Regions from separate parts of the Homo sapiens genome. Here region 1 is linked to region 2. Evidence: chromatin loops called from intact Hi-C (ENCODE). Cell type or tissue: OCI-LY7. All regions are shown on one strand. Each heading gives the region's core, and the rest is flanking DNA. Links, peaks and the distances in the headings are about the cores only. Region 1 has its middle 310 kb from the start of EFNA5. Region 2 has its middle 93 kb from the start of LINC01950.

The links. Peaks named below come from ENCODE experiments on the same cell type or tissue, not always from the same donor. Only the 100,000 strongest peaks of a DNase experiment are listed, where the experiment ranks them.
Region 1: a loop joins it to region 2, with 4 times the contacts of the local background. A loop is called at or near these places in 4 of 110 quality-filtered maps.

Annotation. Positions count from the first base shown.
Region 1 is chr5:107,355,788-107,365,080 of GRCh38, forward strand. No RefSeq gene overlaps it. Among named protein-coding and RNA genes, the nearest start is that of EFNA5, 310 kb to the right of the region's middle. In OCI-LY7, for the core only: a CTCF peak has its summit at 4,244; DNase peaks (open chromatin) are centred at 3,524 and 4,254; H3K27ac peaks cover 788 bases.
Region 2 is chr5:107,098,999-107,108,291 of GRCh38, forward strand. No RefSeq gene overlaps it. Among named protein-coding and RNA genes, the nearest start is that of LINC01950, 93 kb to the left of the region's middle. In OCI-LY7, for the core only: a CTCF peak has its summit at 5,858 (motif pointing right); a DNase peak (open chromatin) is centred at 5,883.

The DNA.
Region 1 (9,293 bases), core at 423-8,422, 260 kb after region 2:
CTTCTGAAAATTATAATCTTAAAATGTTAGGTAAGAAGGAGTCCTCCACTAGATTAGGCCCTTAAATGACTAGGACTGAATCTCTGCAATCGTATCAGCTAGCAAGGTGCTTCCCTTTGTTCATACTTCCTATATGTCTGCCGAGCAAGTAAATAAATAGGTTGAGTAATTATTTTTTGATTCTTCACTTTCAAGGCCATTCCGTTAAGTACCCATGGTAAAAGGTGGAAAGAGTTTGAGTCAGAAGTGTGCAGAAAAGCAGCCAGTGATGGTACCAACCTCGATTTACTGTTTCCAAGAGTTTGGGACCCATGTTCCTACTACCATTAGAGAGGATTCTAAGTGCTAGAGAGCCCTGACATTAAATAACTTTGAATTCCATATGAAGAATGTATTTCCTCTCAAAGGTCTTTCAGGCTTTAGAAAATCTCAGGTGGTGCTTAAATGTCCTCACCAAACTCCTCTCTCCGTCTCTCTCTTTCTCTTTTTACCAAAGAGAAAGGCTAGGGGTCAGAGCATCTGAAAAGCAAAACTGCCTAGCTAGAATTTACTAAGATTGGTTTATTTTCATTATGTTTATTTTTATAGTTATCTCAGGGCAAGTGCAGTGACCTGTCCCTTTATAATAGTAACACATTTTCTTTATTAAAAATATTACGTTTAAGTTATTTTTTGAAAACATGAGCCATTTCAAAAAGGAAAAATATAAGCAAATCATACAGGGATTATACAAATTTTTAAAATAAAACTGTGAAATTCTAGGACTGAAGTTTGAGAATTATTATCTAGGCTTCTGCAAAAGCACATGAGATCTCTTATTCTCTGGCCTAGAAGATTAGTGAATGTAGTCTTTCTTGTTTTGTATGGGTACTTAAAATTTTAATACTGTATAACAGTAATAGAAGAAAAGCCTAGTTTTTAAGCATTCACTCATAAAGTTATATTTTCTCCTCAAATCAGTCCTACAGGGCTTTCAGCTAGAGCTGCCTCTTCATGGGGTATTACTATTAAAAAGAAAAACTACTGATCAATGCTCATTAGAAAAAATTCAGAATAGAAATTCAGCTAGCATTCTAGGCTTAATTGAAGGAGAACCTCAGTGATATCTTTTACACATAATATTGTATTTATAATACATGCACCTAAATTCATATGCTTTGTTCTTTCTGCACAGTATGTTTAGTTGCACTCGAAGGGTTTATATATGGAGGCCTGGAGAGGCTAATACGAAGTAATCTTCAAGAGAAAGTTTTGCAAACTGCAAAGCTGATTACAGAAAAATGTGTCAGAGATAGGAGCTTAATTCAAATATATTTTCCAGACCACTAGTGAAATAGCTATGTGCAAGACTCACATATAAAATAAAAATTTATGTTCTAAACCATGTATACTTTTGTATCACCTTATCTCCTTTTTTTTTTCCTCTGTGGCTTGAAATCTATATTAACTACTTATTTGTCATGTGCTTCTATCTGCTCATTTAAATTTGCCAGATGCCTTTAAATAAACCAGAATACATGGAAATAAAGGTTTCACATAGCAAATAATTGTACAAGCAGATTCTTAAAAAGTGCAGAATTTCTCTGGACCAATTTTTTATCGATAAATCCTTTAGACAAATCTATGAATGAAGCAGTTTGGTCCATGTTAACTAACCTCACTCAGAGAGGGCAAGATTGAAGGATAGGCTGATTATTTGGAAAACCAAAGTGTACCATTGAAGTACTTATCTAAGAGTTGAGACAAAATAAAATAACAGAAAAACTGCTGTTACTTAGAACCAGGTGGAGGTGGTATGGGAATGAGATTCGGGTCCAATTATTGTGATCAATTGTTCATATTGATCCACCACTTTTCAGGTACAGATATAATCACAAGCTATCAAAGAAACTGTGAGTAAGAAAGGAGATAGAAATGTACATTGAAACAAGATTGACTTGGATAATATTACAAATGGTTTCCACAATTCCCTTTACTATAAATATTGTGAGATTACCATTCTGTGTTAAATGATTCTACTTGATACCCCATAAGGCCTTTATTTGAAATTACGGAATTGTGCTATGGAGGGAACCTAGAAAGTAGTTCTTTTGTTAAGCTAAATCACATTTATACCAACCTGTAGAGTCAGAATAAGGACTAAGGACTGCCATGAGCCCATGGATCACCCTTGTGCAAAGTGGAAAAGACACTTCGTCTTTTGGGCTTATGCAGCTCCTGGTTGGCAAGTGAAGTGCAGGCTGAACTTCAGTTCCCATTTTGTCCTTCCCTTAGCCAGTAACCCGCACTGCTGTACAGAGCAGCTCTGAACAGGATCAAGGATTCCTGAAGCACCACCAAGAATATGTCTTTGTATCTTTGTATAGTTTTTCTTAATAACCCATGTTTAACAACCAATAATGTCAGAAAGTCTTTTTAATAGTTAACCAACTACCTTGAAAAACTAAGTCACTTACCCCTATGTACTAATAACCCTTCTAATACTTTTACAAGTTAACTACTGTTGGTCTCATTTGTGAAGAAGAGATGCCCTGTTATAACAATGATCACTAAAATTTTCCTCAAGGAAAGCATTGATTCAGGACTTGCAATGATTTCATCATTGACCCAGTGGCCCTGAGAGCACAAAGTCTCAGATAAGAGTAGAGCTTATGTGGCAATTCAATTTCTATTAGGTGGAATTATGCTATAAATCCAAAAGACAATAATGGTTAGATCCGTTGAATTAACATCTGTGACAATAAATACAATAAAAATACCTTTTAATGCAATTTGCTCCACCAGCTCAGAATCCAAATGTGATTGATTTCAAACTTGAAATCTGATTTTAAAAATGTTTTGGGGATTAAATCCCATAGTTCCTTGAAAACAAAATGGGGAAAGTTACATTTAAAATACTTTAAGCTGGTTTAGATGTCATCAGATATATAATGGGTATAATTTTCTTTGCTCCAAGTCATTAGGAGTCTCAAAAACTTTTTTCCTTAAACAAGGGGAAAAAGCCAGAATCAGGAAAGGAGGTGACCTTTAATTTAAGAAGGCTAGAATTATCATATCATGTGGTATATTAAACTTGCAAAAAATGCAATGTCTTCATCTGGCTTGCTTTGGGGAACCTAGTAATCTATAAATACGACATTATTTGTATAAAATATATTAAAACAAAAAATGTAAGCTGAATTGTTATTAAATTTGTGCAAATGCAGTCACTAAATTATAACAGTAAAGCATTATTATGCAAATTGGAGCTAATTTTACAATATCCCTATCTAATTGTTTACAGTACAGTAGAATTATGGCACTGTTAAGCAGGACAGGATGTTGTGTGAAAGAAAATGTTTTTAATTTGAACAGTTTTTACTTCCTGTGATTTTTTTAGTTATAGTAAGCATGGAAAAGGGATTTAGCATCGAGAAAACGAGGGCAGATGTCTCCTGCATTGTGTACTCAAGGACTCAGCTAATTAATAGCTTCCATGTGCTTCAGACACAGAGATGAAGATGGGCACTCTTTGGAGATACACAAAGCTTCCTCTTTTCGGTCTTTATGAGATGTCACAAATAGAAAGATGCGCTCTTTCTACAAAGATGCGCTCCAAGGAATATTTTTAAGAGATTTGTTTTGAGATGAAGGGCTGCTTGAGTGTGAGGCTTCCTAAGCGGTCCTGAGCCTGCAGCTGTGTTCTTTAGCAGAGGGGTTAGGGAAGGCAGCTCACAACAGGACTGTACAGAATTATGTTTGAAATGGTACTTACAGAAAGGTTTGGGGAAGAAGACAAGACCACTCTCCATCCAGTGGAGAAGTCACATTGAATAAACAGTTTTAGCAAGAGGTCAATGAAGGCTGCTTCAAAAGAAAGGCCCTTCATCTTCTTAGATAAGCAAAATCAGTCTCTGGGATTCATTTAAGGAGGGCATTGCACTTCCTGTTCCCCTTACAATCCTTATTTGATCCTTCCTATTACTCAGCAATTTCATATAAGCTAAACTGTCAGCATATGAGAAACCTCCCTGCCAGTGAGATGACTTCTTTTTTTCTAGAAAGCCTTGCCAAGTTTATGAGCCAAGAAATAGCTGAGTTATAATGGCTGAAACCTCAAAGAGAAAGAAGAGTGAAAGGTATTAAAATATTTTTGGAAAAATCCCTGACTCTTAAAACCAGCAGGGGCTGATCAATGTAAGAATAACATAGTAAAATTTAAGGATGTGACAGGGAGGGGCTGAATATCTGGTGATAAGAAGGTGCCCCCACGTGGAGCCTTCTTGCCTAGTCATTCTCCATTGCTGGGGGGAAAATATGACTATAAAATTCAAGGAAGACACATGTCAGATGAACAGGACCTCATTGCTTTCCTCTTGGCTTAGCACAGGTTGCCCCTACCAAGGTGAAACACTTTTTTTTTTTTCCAGTCGCTTTGGAATCTTCTGAAAATCTCAGTGTAAAGTCTCTTTATCACTCCACCATATATATTAAAATAAGCTGATATTTAATTATCTTTTTAGTTGTTTATGGGATGCGCCCTCCATGCCCGCTCTGAAACCCTTTCTTCACTCTGAAGTCTTCTACTTTTGCACTTTTTTTTGCAAAACCTGCTCTGCAGAAATGACCTTAAACTCGATATGTTATTTCTCCCAGGGGATTCTGCACTTCGTCGAAGATCAAAGCTTAAGACCAACAGGACCCATTGCTTTTTAAATATAGACAGCGGTGAGTATTTTACTCCAGGTATCCATTAGGAATTTGTGTTTGTTAGTAACAGAGACTTGACATAAGAATGACTTAAATAAGTGGGTTTCTCGCACATTAACGGAAATCTAGTGATAAGCAATCCAGGGTTTTAGGATCTCTATGGTCATCAGGGATACAAGCTCCTTCCATTTTTCTGCCTCTTTATCCTTAAAGCACAACTTTCATCCTCAAGTTTGCGCCCTGGTCTAACATGAGTGCTGTCATCATGTCCACATCCAGGTAGGAAAGAAAGTGCGTGTGAAAAGGTCCTAGCTGACTGTTACCCTTTTATGGTATTTCCTCAGCTCTCTAAACAATTTTTGCTTACATCTTATTGACCATAACTTCTGGCTTAGGAATTATCTCTGCCCTAGATAAATTCAAGGATTTTGATTTTTTTATTTTTCTTTTGAGACGGATTCTGGTTCTGTCACCCAGCCTGGAGTGCAGTGACATGATCTCAGCTCACTACAACCTCCGCCTCCTGGGCTCAAGCGATTCTCCTGCCTCAGCCTCCCGAGTAGCTGGGATTACAGACGTGAACCACCACGCCTGGCTAATTTTTGTATTTTTAGTAGAGACAGGGTTTCACCATGTTGGCCATGGTGAAACCATGGTCTCAAACTCCTGACCTCAGGTGATCCGCCCACCTTGGCCTCCCAAAGTGTTGTTATTAAAGGCGTGAGCCACCGTCCCCAGCCAGGGATTTTGATATTATTTTAAAAAGTTGAGAATGTTTATCGTCTAGGTAACTAAGCATTGTGTTTATTTTTCCCTCATAAACTCAACCAAGTGTTGATGACTAGGGGTTCCTGCTTCACCTCCTAAAATGCAATCTTCCTCACAGTTACCTACTTACGTTGGTTATGTCCAAGCCCTGTCCTCTTTGTTAGCCTATTTTATCACTTTTTAAGAAGATAAATATATGGTCATTTCAAAGGCCTGAATTGTAAATAATATATGGAAAGAAACACATGGTCCTATAATCAATAATGTCATTCATTCTTTATTCTCAGCTATACTGAGAATGACCAATTAATCATGTGTATTATTACTCATTAGTCTTTTGTGATGAGGCAACCCTTAATTTTTCATTGTAATGGGATACTAGATTATTAGGAATGACAACAAACAGAGGAAGCTGGTGAGATGCTCAAATTAAACACCAATTTTCAGAGTTTTAAAAAATCCCCACTTAAATTGTCAGTTGAGTTTTTCACATGTGAAAGTAAATGAAGAAAACAAGTACTTTTCCAAACCATCTCAAATTCTTTGCTTGTAGACAAACTCACCCACAGAAGAACATTATAGTTCACATAAGTGAAAAACACAGAAGGAATTCTTCTCATTGTTTAAAGGAAGTTGTCAAGAAAAACATTGTAATATTTGAGTGTGTTAGCATGAATTATATAGCATTTGGGGATAAACAATTGAGGTAATATCTTTTTAAGTTTGTTATTTTGCCTTTCCCTGCTTACCCTAATAGAGTGGGTTAATGATGTCAACTCTGAAGAAAGCCAGAGTTAAGGCTGCCTGAAAGCACATGGCTAATGCAACCTGTAAGAGCGAGGGGGAGGGGATTTTGAGTCCACAAAATGCATCACTAACAATCACGAAACTTGCCAATTGGTTACATAATACTGAAACTTCTTCCTCTTGTTCTGTAACCTTTCCAGAGTTCAGCTCACGACTGTTGCTCAACCCAGTTTGAGTTACCAGGGCCTTTTGGTAAAGTCTGGATTTGTATCCACACCCAGCTGACTTCAAGTCCTTGCCCTATTGCTTAGGTGGCAGGAGGCTTTAGGCGAAGGATCCACACTTTCTGCAGCTCAGTTTCTTCACCTTTAAAGTGTTGTTACAAAGACGTGCGACATCTTATATGTTTCACATAAGGAACACACCTACCACATCATAGTGGCTCAGAAATTGGTTAAGTGATGGGAGAGAAGGGGAGAACTATATGCCAACTGGAGACTTTGAGACAATGTTCTTGGTCCTTTATTGTTGCCTGGTGGGATGGGATGGTTCACCAAACATGTGCCATGATAGTAATTTGCTGGACATACTGTGCATGAATCTTCAACATGAATTAGCAATTTTGAAAGAATATAATTATAATAAAATATATTCAACACCACAACTGTAAAGAACATCATTTTGGCCAGGTGTGGTGGCTCACGCCTGTAATCCCAACCCTTTGAAAGGCAGAAGCGAGCAGATCACTTCAGGTCAGCAGTTTGAGACCAGCCTGGCATATGGAGAAATTGGCTTACTAAAAATACAAAAATTAGCTGGGTGTGGTGGTGAGTGCCTGTAATCACAGCTACATGGGAGGCTGAGACAGGGGAATTGCTTGAACTTGGGAGGCAGTGGTTGCAGTGACCTGAGATGGCACCACTGTACTTCAGTCTGGATGACAGAGCAAGACTCCATCTCAAAAAAAAAAAAAAAAAAAAGGCACTTTTTTTTTCTTTTGTTCGTTCATAAAGTATTTTACTATCTTGTACAACCTTGTGGTCAATGTAATTGTAGGAGGTTTTCATTGCACTACCAAAAAATTTAGTTTAACAGAGGGTTCTGTTAATAGGATACCCAGAACAGAAGTTTGCTGTATTCAACACCGTCTACCTTCACACGCCTTGCAAGTATTGTTAACCAGCTTTATGACCAAGAGGTTTCCATAAGGCCATAATTACTTTGTCACACAACATATAAAATGCACATCTCGAGCTGATGAAAATAAGAAGTTTGATCCACTCCATAGCAAGCATTTCTAATTGCTAAATTTTTCACACATTTTTTATTACTTGGTGTATTACAGATGTGAGAAATGTCACCATCTCTGGTTCTATTAGGAGTGACATAAAGTGATGAATGCTGACTCTGTGTGTGTACATTTTAACCAGACACAAAGGGATTTAAACAGTCAAAATAGATGTCCTTCAAAGGAGTAATTTTAGAAACCAGTATCGATTCTAGAAATACTGAATTTATTTCAAATATCACTGGACTTCCCCTCTGAAACGTTTAAAACCCATGCAAGGAAATCGTATTGATCTTTTACAAATTACATCTCATTTTTGCATAAAAACAGTGCTACCCAAATAGCTCACACTTTATACTGATCAGTTTTGCTTTCATGGACTTTTGGCTACTTCTCAAAATTAAATGCACCTTCACAGCACAAAAATTTATCATCATTGGACATTGAAAAGATTCTGAAAGCAGTTACAAAAGGGGAATGTTTTTAAAAAGTTGTAAACAAAGGTAACAACATTGAGAATATGTGTATGGCCTCCCAGAGGACTGTTCTAAAGCAGTACTCTCGTTTGGGGGATACGTCGGATGGATTTCTTTTTATGAAGAGGTCATCTCAAGTATACCATCTGTTGAGCCTTCCTTATTTGTTAGACAAAAACATTTTCATCATTTCATCATTTCCTCCATTTTAGGAAGTATGACAAGCATTAGAGACTAGGATAGAGTCTTGAGAACTTGAGAAAGCTACACATTTGTATCTCAAGTTAAGAAAAAATAAAGATAAGAAACAGAAAACAGGAAAAGACAAGCACCAAAAGCAAAGTAGGCCAAAGGACTTCCTATGTTCAAATATTTCCTAGGTATTGTTTCAAATGTTCTTGTTGGTGACAATTATTATTGGGCATTTACCCTGAGCCAATCACTGTGCTTGTTACTTGATATGGTCTATCTCATATAATCCTTCTAATGAGAGCATCTAAGGCAAACGTTCTTACCAGTCCTTTATGGATGAAGAGGTGGAGGAATTTTTATGTAAATAGATGGCCTAGACAGGATTTAAACTCAATGTTTCTCTGATTCCAAAGCCAGTGCTCTCTCAAACCATACCAAGAAGCTAACAGAAACCAGCACTTCATGTAATTTTTAAGAAGACAGCAAGTTCAGATACAACTCAGACACTTCCACAGGGGATTTGGACAATCTGTTTGTCACTCTGAGCCTGTGTTATATGATTTCTGCTGATTCCATCAGGTGCCTTTTTTTCTTTTTTTTTCTTTTTTTTTTTTTTTTTTTTTTTTTTTTGGTAAGCCTTGGCCCATCTCTTAAGAGCTCAAAGAATATGCCTGGGAGCAAAGGAACCACCAGCTCAGTTAGGTTGAAACCAGTTAGCCATTGTAGTACTACTTAGTGCTGTCTTGGTTAATTGATTAACTTCCCCTTTAAAATGTGTGTGTATTTTCTACATAGGTTTTTGGTTCACATTTGTTTTTCCCAGGACCTTAATACTTTCTATGCTATGATGGTCACCATTAGAAAGTAATTGCATGCCTGATGATGGAAATAATCAACAAAGATGACCACTGATGTGTCTCTACATGTCATGATTGCCTTAGGGTTTCAATTCCTGTATTTTTTTCCCCTCTCATCCCATGCATCCCTTCCCATGCTTCCTTTGTGAATTAAGATAAAAGGAACAAGAAACCAGGAAGTCTTCCTTCCACCTGACTTCTGACTACACATAACCACACAAACAGCCTATTTTGATCAGTTTCCTCCAGTCTCCATCATAGGTGTTTGATCTATAG
Region 2 (9,293 bases), core at 934-8,933:
GTTACCACTCTACTTTAGATTAAATATCTATCTATAGGCTAGGTCTTTGGTCCCAGCACAAACTCGCTGGCCTGAGTCATAGCATCTATTAAATACAGAGATTACCGGAGATGCTTTTGTTAAGGAAGAACTGTAAAGGTGTGGAGTTTTGTAGGTATCTTTTGAAACACCTATTCCTGACCTCTTAGTTTCGTTTCGCCTCTCAGTGCCTTTTCTATCTGCATTTGTCACAACCTTATTATTCTTTTCAGTGTGCTGTGAGTATCTGTTCTGTAGTTGCTCAGATTTTAAAAAGTTTGGGAATCTCTGGCCTCGAGTATTTACTAATAACATAGCTGATTATATCCACTGTATTTCTGTTTTGAATCTACATATATTTATTCCCTAAAATTTCCCAATCAAAGCTATGGTCCAAGAAAAATGAACAATTATATAATTAGCTGGTAAATGTACTAGGAATTAGGAAAATGTTATAGTAAAAATCAACTTGAATTTGAATCGTCTATATTGGCTGGACCGGATGTCTGAACTTCCGTGTGTAACTGCCCAAATTTATGACTCTAGCTGCGTGACATGAGGTACACATTTTCATAAAGGGCCAAAGACTTTTATAGAGCAGGAAAATGATTCTCTTGAAGGAAAACTAAAGGTGCTTGTTTTATAAAAATAAATGTTGGACCAAATGTTCATCCTTTATTATTCCCCCATAGGAGTTTTACAAGATGAGGATCTGGCATTTATTAGCAGGTCATTTGGGGGTCGGTTGCTGTGGGAACCCAGACTCTTTGTCTGCACTTTATCTTCACCATATGATTTTGGTATGAGTAGTTAAGTCTTTTAAAGTATAATATGTCATTAATATTTAATAATTACATTTTTTAAATAACACAAATTAAATCACCTGTTTTACTGCTCTATTGTCAATAAATACCCATTTAATTCTTCATTAGGGATTTTAAAAATATTTGTGGCTTGAACACTCATTTAGTTCTGGCTTTGTGTGTGTGTGTGTGTGCACATATGTGTGAGTGTGGGTGTGTCTGTGTCTATGTGCCAGTATGCTATGAATGATTTCAACTATTAAATGTGATTTTAACTGTTGTTTCCTTAGTTGAACGTTTTGAATATACAAGCAATTTTAGATTCCATGTAAAATTTTTAAATGGTTTTAAGATAAATAATATAATATAGGTATAAAGTGTATTTGCTAAACAGCTAGACAATCAAATACATCTACACTAAAATATTTCTGCTCAATTAGGAGTCTCAGCCAAGTCTACCAGGATAAATAAAGGAGAAAGATAAGCCTACTGCTACAATGATTCATCAAAAGTATTTAGAAAACGTCTACTGGAACTTTGTGCTACATAAAATCCAACCTGAGAAGGCATGATTCCTGCCTTCTGATTGCTTTAACAAAAAATACGCAAGGAAGTTATGAAGAAAATATTAAGGCAGTTTCAAGGAGAATACACAATGGCATTATGGTAAAAACACAGGACTTACGGTATGAAGAGGAGACTCTGTCTTTTGGTTTTGCTACTTATTGTGAAATCTTGGGCAAATCACTTAACCTCTCTTGGTCCCAATTTCTTCTGTTCTAAAGGGTTCTTGGGATAATGTGTATAGCATATGTTTGTAAATCTCCTACCCGGCCCTTTGCTCAAAACACTCCTGCCAGACTGAATGGCTTGCTATTCCTTAAATACACAAGCACCTGTACCCTGGGGCCTTTGGAGATGTTCTTCCTGCTTTCTGGAATGCTTGTCCCCCCAGATCTGTTCGTGGACAAATTTCTCTTTTCCTTCAAATTTTGCTCAATATTCCCATAGTGGCCTGGATTGCATGCCTGCACCATAGTTCCACAGGAATCCTGTAAAGCAGGTAGCTGCAGCTTTCATCTTTCATATGGGAGACTGCCTCTGACTCCTTTGAAGACCCAAAAGATGAAGAATTCCCTTGGGCAAACAAAACATTAACAACTTTGATTACAAATATTGAGAATGTTCCAAAAATCTTCAGACAATTACCACCAATATTATGTGTAAATTCAGAAATATCTAAAAAATGAGTAACAGTCCATTAAGAGTCACCCAAATAATAATGAAAACTTAAGAGTATAGAAGAGCCAGATAAAATGTCTTGAAAATTACTGTCTTCCCAGAGTCTTGCTCTACTCAGTCACCCAAGAAGAGTTTATGGTACCCGGGAAGATGTGCCATGTAAGAGAACATTCTTGGCATTTAGGGAGTCACATGGCTTTTACATACTCAGTTCTCGTACTTTTACTCCTTCCCTAAAAATAATAGTTTGTAACATTAAAAAATTATGAAGTCAAACTAGGCTTATTGAAGTTCTTTATTTGAATAGATTGATTACTTTGTGAGTCTATGTAGGGCAATATTTTAATTTGTTTGGATAACAGCATAAAAACCTTATCGAGCAGACATTACATATTACACACTTTGCTTTTTATACATTATTCCTATTCTTTAAACAACCTGAATGATTATCACTATCTGTATAGATGGAAAAACTGAGGTTCAAAAAGATAAAAACAATTGTCATATGGAATTATATTTTCTGTTCTGCAATTAGTCATTTATTTGGTACTTACTATGTGTTATCAAGTGCAACTATATTTATTCTTCTTTACTAATTTTCCCATATTTTCCATATTAAGGGGGCACACTAAAAAACTATAAAGACGCCCAGAAAAACAGAAATGAAAGACGGTTCTTTGGTAAGATCAAATCCAGTTCCAGCATTGTTTAAAGATTTTGCTTCCTCATTTTCCCTGACTCTATTTTTCCATTTTTTATTCTAGTTTTTTAAAACATAGTACCTACATGTACTTTGGTGCCTCAAATCCTATTAGGCAAGTTTATTTCCATAAACTATTTGATTGCTAAACTATAAATTATGCAAGATATCAAGTCACACTTTAATAAAGTATGATTTGATAAAACAAAGCAAAAAATATAAATACAAGTTTCTCATTTTTATAAGTGTAAAATAGAACAGGATAAAAATATTTGTATACTCTGGCATGTATTATGGTATCATGATAACACTATTTTGGGGTCAGTATGGCTTTGATTTGAATTCAAATGTCAAAACATACTCCCTTCTCTGTAAAGATGAAACAATTCCAACTTTATAAAGTTGCTGCAAGTATTCTATGAGAAGACATACAAGTTCCCAGTACAATGTCTCACACATTATATGCACTCAGTCATGGAGGTGTCTGGTTTATTCCGGTGTGACAATGATGGTATGTCCAGAGTCCTTGAACTACCATTCAGCAGCAGAGCCCCAAACAGGAGTGTGCCTTTCATGTTGCATTTAGATCCATCTCTGTTAAAGTAGAACAGCCTGACTTATTTGTTGTTGTTTTGTTTATGGCCATAATCCTTTGCCACTTATTTTGAGATCAGCATCCTAATATTCTCTGAGGCAGTACTTCTCCACAACTCTCAGTCCATGCTGTTTAGGTAGGGATGTCTCACTAAACATGGGACAGCATGGATGTGACAACATGGATGTCTCACCCCATGCTGTTTAGATGGGGATGTCCCTTCTCCTTCAGGAAAAGGGACATGGCCTGGAATGGCCAATAAAAGTCACATGATTGATTAAAGAATGATCATGGGACTCAAACAGGATCAGTGGTTGTAACCCCAATACTTCTGCTGGAACTGATAGGAAAGAAACACTCACTTTCCACTGAATTGCTGAACAAGTGGGATAGACATCTGGAGCCATTATGGGCTACTGTGAAAGGATAACTCACCTAAGAATCAAACTAACTGGAGTAAAGGTGATGGAAAGAAACTGACATTTGATGGCAACTTTTAAGTTTCTGGATCCATTTGTGCTTGAAGACAAGTTATACCTCACCTTTTCAATTATGTGGATGAATCTGTGTGGCAGATGACTTTTAAAATGACCATCAATAATCCAACTTTCTAGAATTCATGCCTTTGTGTAATCCTTCCTCTTGAATATGGGTTAATAATTTGCTTTTAAAGAATAGAATAAGTCAAAAGGAATAAGATGTCAACACCATGATTAGTTACAAAAGGCTGTGACTTCTGTCTTACTAGCATGCTCTCTCAATTGCCATCTTGGCTTGCATACTGTGAAAAAGCAGCTGCCACAAGGGTGAGATGCCTGGTGAGGAACTCAGATGACCTTTGGTCAATACAAGGGAGGAACTAATGATACAGACAGGAAGCAGGAGAGCAGGGTCCCTGGTGAGGGGTCCACCCTCAAGCCTGGACCCATGACCCTAAATGAGAACAGGCATTCCTGTTTTTGCACCTGAATGTTGCTTTGTGGCCAACCCCTCCCTGCTATCCTGTGCCCATATAAACCCCAAACTCCACTGGCAGAGGAACAGAGTGGCACGGCAGAGGAGAGAAGAGAAGAAGCATCTGAACGTCGAAGAGGCAGCTAGATGGTTGGAGATTATCTTCCCACTCCATCCCCTTTCCAGCTCCCCATCCCACTGAGAACCATCTTTATAACTCAATAAAACAGCACATGGAGAGTAATTACTAAATATTAATAAAATATTAACACAATATTGCTAGTGATCACTAAATATTAATAAAATATTTAATCCGATATGATTCACCAAGTTACACTGTCAATATCTTGCAAGAAAATTTGTATTGTCTTTATGAAAAGAATGAGTCATGTCTAACAATTAAATTCAGTCTAGCACGCTTTACAAAATTTACATTCTGGCTGATAAGATTGCAACAGACACACAAAATGAATCACAGGAGAAAGTGGAAAAATATTTTTGAATACCTGATCCTACAAACAAATACAATTGTTACAATTATAAATAATGAAATAACGTATTATTGTGCTTTTAGGAAATCATATTTTTTGGAAAAAACATAATGAGAAAGTAAAAAGAGTGATAATTATTACTACTATCATTAATACAAATATATTAATATTAAATTATAAATATTATAGTAGTAAAAATCATAATTGATTTTACTGCTACTACGTGCCATGCATTGCACCTTTTCCTGTAATTGTTTTATTGCTCATAACCACCCTGTGTGAAAGATGTTGTCACATTTTTGTAAATGAGGAAACTAAAACTCAGAGAGAATAGGTAATGTCATTTAATCAGGGTGAAGTTTCAAATCTAGATCTGCCTGAATTTAAAGACTGAGCTTTTTCTTTCATGCTATAGATAGGTGCAGATAAGACTGCCTTTGGGCAGTCTATTAAACTACTTAGCTCATAAAAACTAGAAAAGTAGAAAACTGAGTTATTTGTTTATTCTGGCTATAAAGATAACTAATTTAAAGCAGACAGAGGCAGCTTCCATCTCAGATGAGAACCACCTTTATAACTCAATAAAACCTCCGCATTCACCATCCTTCAAGACCTGATTCTTCCTGGACACTGAACAAGGACCTGGGTACCAAGATGGCAGGCTGTAAAAGGCTCTCGCCCTGACTCTACACTGCTCTGGTTAACACTTAGCCGTCAGTGGACAGCAACTGCTAAAAGAGCATTGTAATACATTTGGACAATCCTGTGGGGCCAGCACAGGGCCTGCTCCCACCAGAGAGAAGTGGCCAGCCGTTCCAGCTTTCCTTCGCTCCAGTTTCTGCACTCGCTTAATTTGCATGCTTCCTCCTGTGAGGAGTGGCCAGAGGCAGGCTGAGTGAAATGAGCCTCTCCAGTTCCTGCTCACAAAGGAGTCAGGGAGCTCCCCAATTTCACTAAGACACTTGGTCCAACAGTGGCCCAAGGAACTGAATGTTACCAGTAACCACTGAATGATTTAGGTAGTGGATCATTTACCATTCTAGCCGCCAGATGACACTGCTGACACCTGGCTGACAGCATGACTATAACCTTGTGAGCGACCATGAAATAGAGAGCCAAGCTAAACTGTGCTCAGATTCCTGACCCAGAGAGACCTTGAGATTAAAAAGTGTGGGTCCTTTTAAGAAGCTCAGTTTCAGAGCAACCAGGGACATAGTAATGGGTAACTAACACAATCCATTTAAGTCGCTTCTGTGTCTAGCATCCAAAAGTTCCTGACAATTTGTTTAAAAATATTTTTTTCATAGAATAAAAAAGAAGCAGCAAGATGAACAGCATTAAGAAAAGATGAAGTTTTAGTAACAGTCTCAGTGGCCTTGAAACTGTCTAAACAAGTGACATAGCATGAGTTCTTTTTCAGGGTCCCTTGTTTCTTGTTTTTAATTTTAACCACAAAGGAGGCAATCTTTAACTTTTAAAAAAGTCTTTAAAAGTTTAGGAATAATTTAAATGCACTTAACAGTTAAGTACTTTAAAAACTTTCAGGAAAATATGTAACAACTAGCAAAAATGAAAAATTCTCCCAGAAGACTTAAAAAAAATTATTTTTCCCTTAGGAGTATTGAAAGAGTAAGTAGAAGAAAGACTGAACAAGTTTAAGATAGAAAATAGAAATTCCGTGGTTTCTTTTTCCTTACCAAATCAGAAAATCACTACATAATAGACTGAAAATAACTTGTTTGAAGTTAGGGACATTTTGATGTAGGGAACATTTATCAAAAGACTGAAAAGACTCAGTGCAAATGACAAAATCAAAATAGCACCTCAGCTGAAAAATGTAGATGAAGCAAATGTTTATAAGCAAGCTATAAGTCGTATTTCAAGTCCTTGCCACCAAAGGGGACCTTAGAAATGTTCTAATCCAGTCTAATTCATACTGTAGGTGAGAGAACTGAGGCCCAGAACAGTTACAGTACTTTCTAAAGCTCAAGCAATTAGTCAATACAGAGCAAGGGTTGCTTTTATATCTTTGAACTCCAAGTTCTTTTCTTTTAGAAAATATTACAACTATATATTACAGACATTTATAATTGGGAGTGCCCTAGGAGAATTGAAGATGGAGTCCACAGAGCTCCCAATATTCTCCAACTACACATTTTCAGCCTTGCCATACCAAACTGCCCTAAAAAACAAACCCAAGGAGGAGCCTGCCATGAGAACCAGCCCCATCATCCAAAAGTGGGATTCAGTTTGGAAGCACTGATAGCAAAATAACAATTGTTTATAACTGGGCCATTATGACAGAATGGTGCCCATTCTGACTGGTGAGGGCCCATGCCATAATGGTTGTTAGCAAAATATTTTGAATATCTTCCTTGACTACATCTCTGCTTGTCTCAGTCATCACAAGGAGCTCTAAACCTCAGGTCATCCCTTATGACCAAGATTCCCCTCTTCATAAGGCTCTCTGTAGCTCCTGGTCCAGCCTAATTTCTTACTCCTCCATTACTGCAGAAACATTTCATTGTAATGTTTGGAACTCATAGTCTGCCATCAGCAAATGACTTCTCTTCTAAATCTCTCCAATAACATTCCTTCCCATCCTAATGCTAACCTGGCTGAAAATGAGAGCATCATTTTTGCTCCTCTGTACCCTATTATTATTTTTCCCTTCATTATTATTTCCCATCATTATTTTTGCCTTCTCAAAAAAATCAAATGAAACCACTTAGCTACTCTAAAGTACAGGCCATCAGATTACAGACTCCTCTACCCCTGCTCCCACAGTCATCTTTCATCCTCCTGATTATCCCTGCTATGGTTTACATGTATGTGCCCCTCCAAAATTCATATGTTGAAGCTTAACCACCAATATGATAGTATTAAGAGCTGGGGCCTTTAGGGAGTGATTAAGTCATGAGGACAGAACTTTCTTGAATGGGATTAATGACCTTATAAAAGAGGTACAGGAGCACTGTCTCTCTCTCTTTTGCCCTTTCCATCCCTTCCTCCATGTGAGGACATAGTGTTCATCCCTTCTGGAGGATATAACAAGAAGGAAGCAGAGAGCAGCCCTCACCAGACACAATCTCTTCTATGGCCTTGATCTTGGACTTTCTAGCTGCTAAAATTGTGAGTAATAAATAATGATTTATAAATTACCCAGTCTGTGGTATTTTGTTGTATCTGCACAAATGGTCTTAGACAATCCCCCTTCACTCACTAAAGACATAAACCCTAGGATTGTTGCCTTTTTCTCCACATTTCTTCTATAATAATTTTTAATAATTGCAATGTTCACATAAAAGAACCATCCAGGTATTTCAGCTCCTAGAACTCCTTACGTCAGATTTTCTAATCTCCAGGCCACTTCTCCCACCCCACTCCCATGGTCACATCTTAGAACTTATAATCACCAATAGCATAAAACCTGTTAAATCACAACCACTTATTGTCTTCTCCATCCATTTCCAGAAGTACCTCCACTCCAATGATTCTTTGACTCCATGGGATCCACAATACAGTGGCCCTAATAAGTTTATCAGCAGTCACTTACCTTGTCCTTTCCTCCCTGTTAAAATAGCCTAGAATTCCATGGTGGTTCATCATTTTAATCACAATCCATTGCCTGCACGGACCCTAAATTCTTTGCTCTTTTCTCTCTCTATCTTACACATCTCACAATAAACAACTGAAGAGAAACTAAATTTACCATTTGTTCTCTTCTTACTCATGAAACTGAACATGGCTAGAAAAAAACTTGTCATATTGACCAATGGCACTTTAAATTTATGACTACACATTTCAAATTGACTCTCAAACATTGCCTTCATCTGATCAATTCATTCTCTTATTCTCCGAAATGTTTATTTCACACATTCTTCTCTCTCCTCAGAATTCTCCAAATTTTTCCATTCTTAACTCTCAGTTTACCCCTTATTTCACTAAAAATAAAAACTAAAACAATCCAAAGACATATGTCATATATATGCACTACCAAATTTACTAATACCTAAGTATCTGTAGCTAAATAATATTTCCTCCTTTGGATGTATTGTACATACTCCTACCAAAGTGTAGTTCCTATACTTGACCATTGGATCTGATTTCCTATCTTCTACTTAAAAACTGTGTTCTTATAATAATCCCCTGTCTCTCCTGAAACATCATTATTTTCCTCTCTCTCTCTGTCTTTCTCTCTCTCTCTCTCTCTCTCACACACACACACACATACACACACACACACACACACCATCATCATTCCATTCATTCCATTACTATGTAAGTAAGCAAAAATAACTGCATCTCAAAATAATCTTTACTGAATAGCCTGCAAACTGTTCATCAATTTTTGTATTTGTAAAACTCCTTTAAGACTCAAAATAGTTGTTTATAATCTCTGCTTCAACTTTCTCACTTGCCTTTCTCTCTTTACTCTAAAATGGCTCCATCCTCAGAAAAACTCTTCTCAAGCTGCATTTATCTAGGTC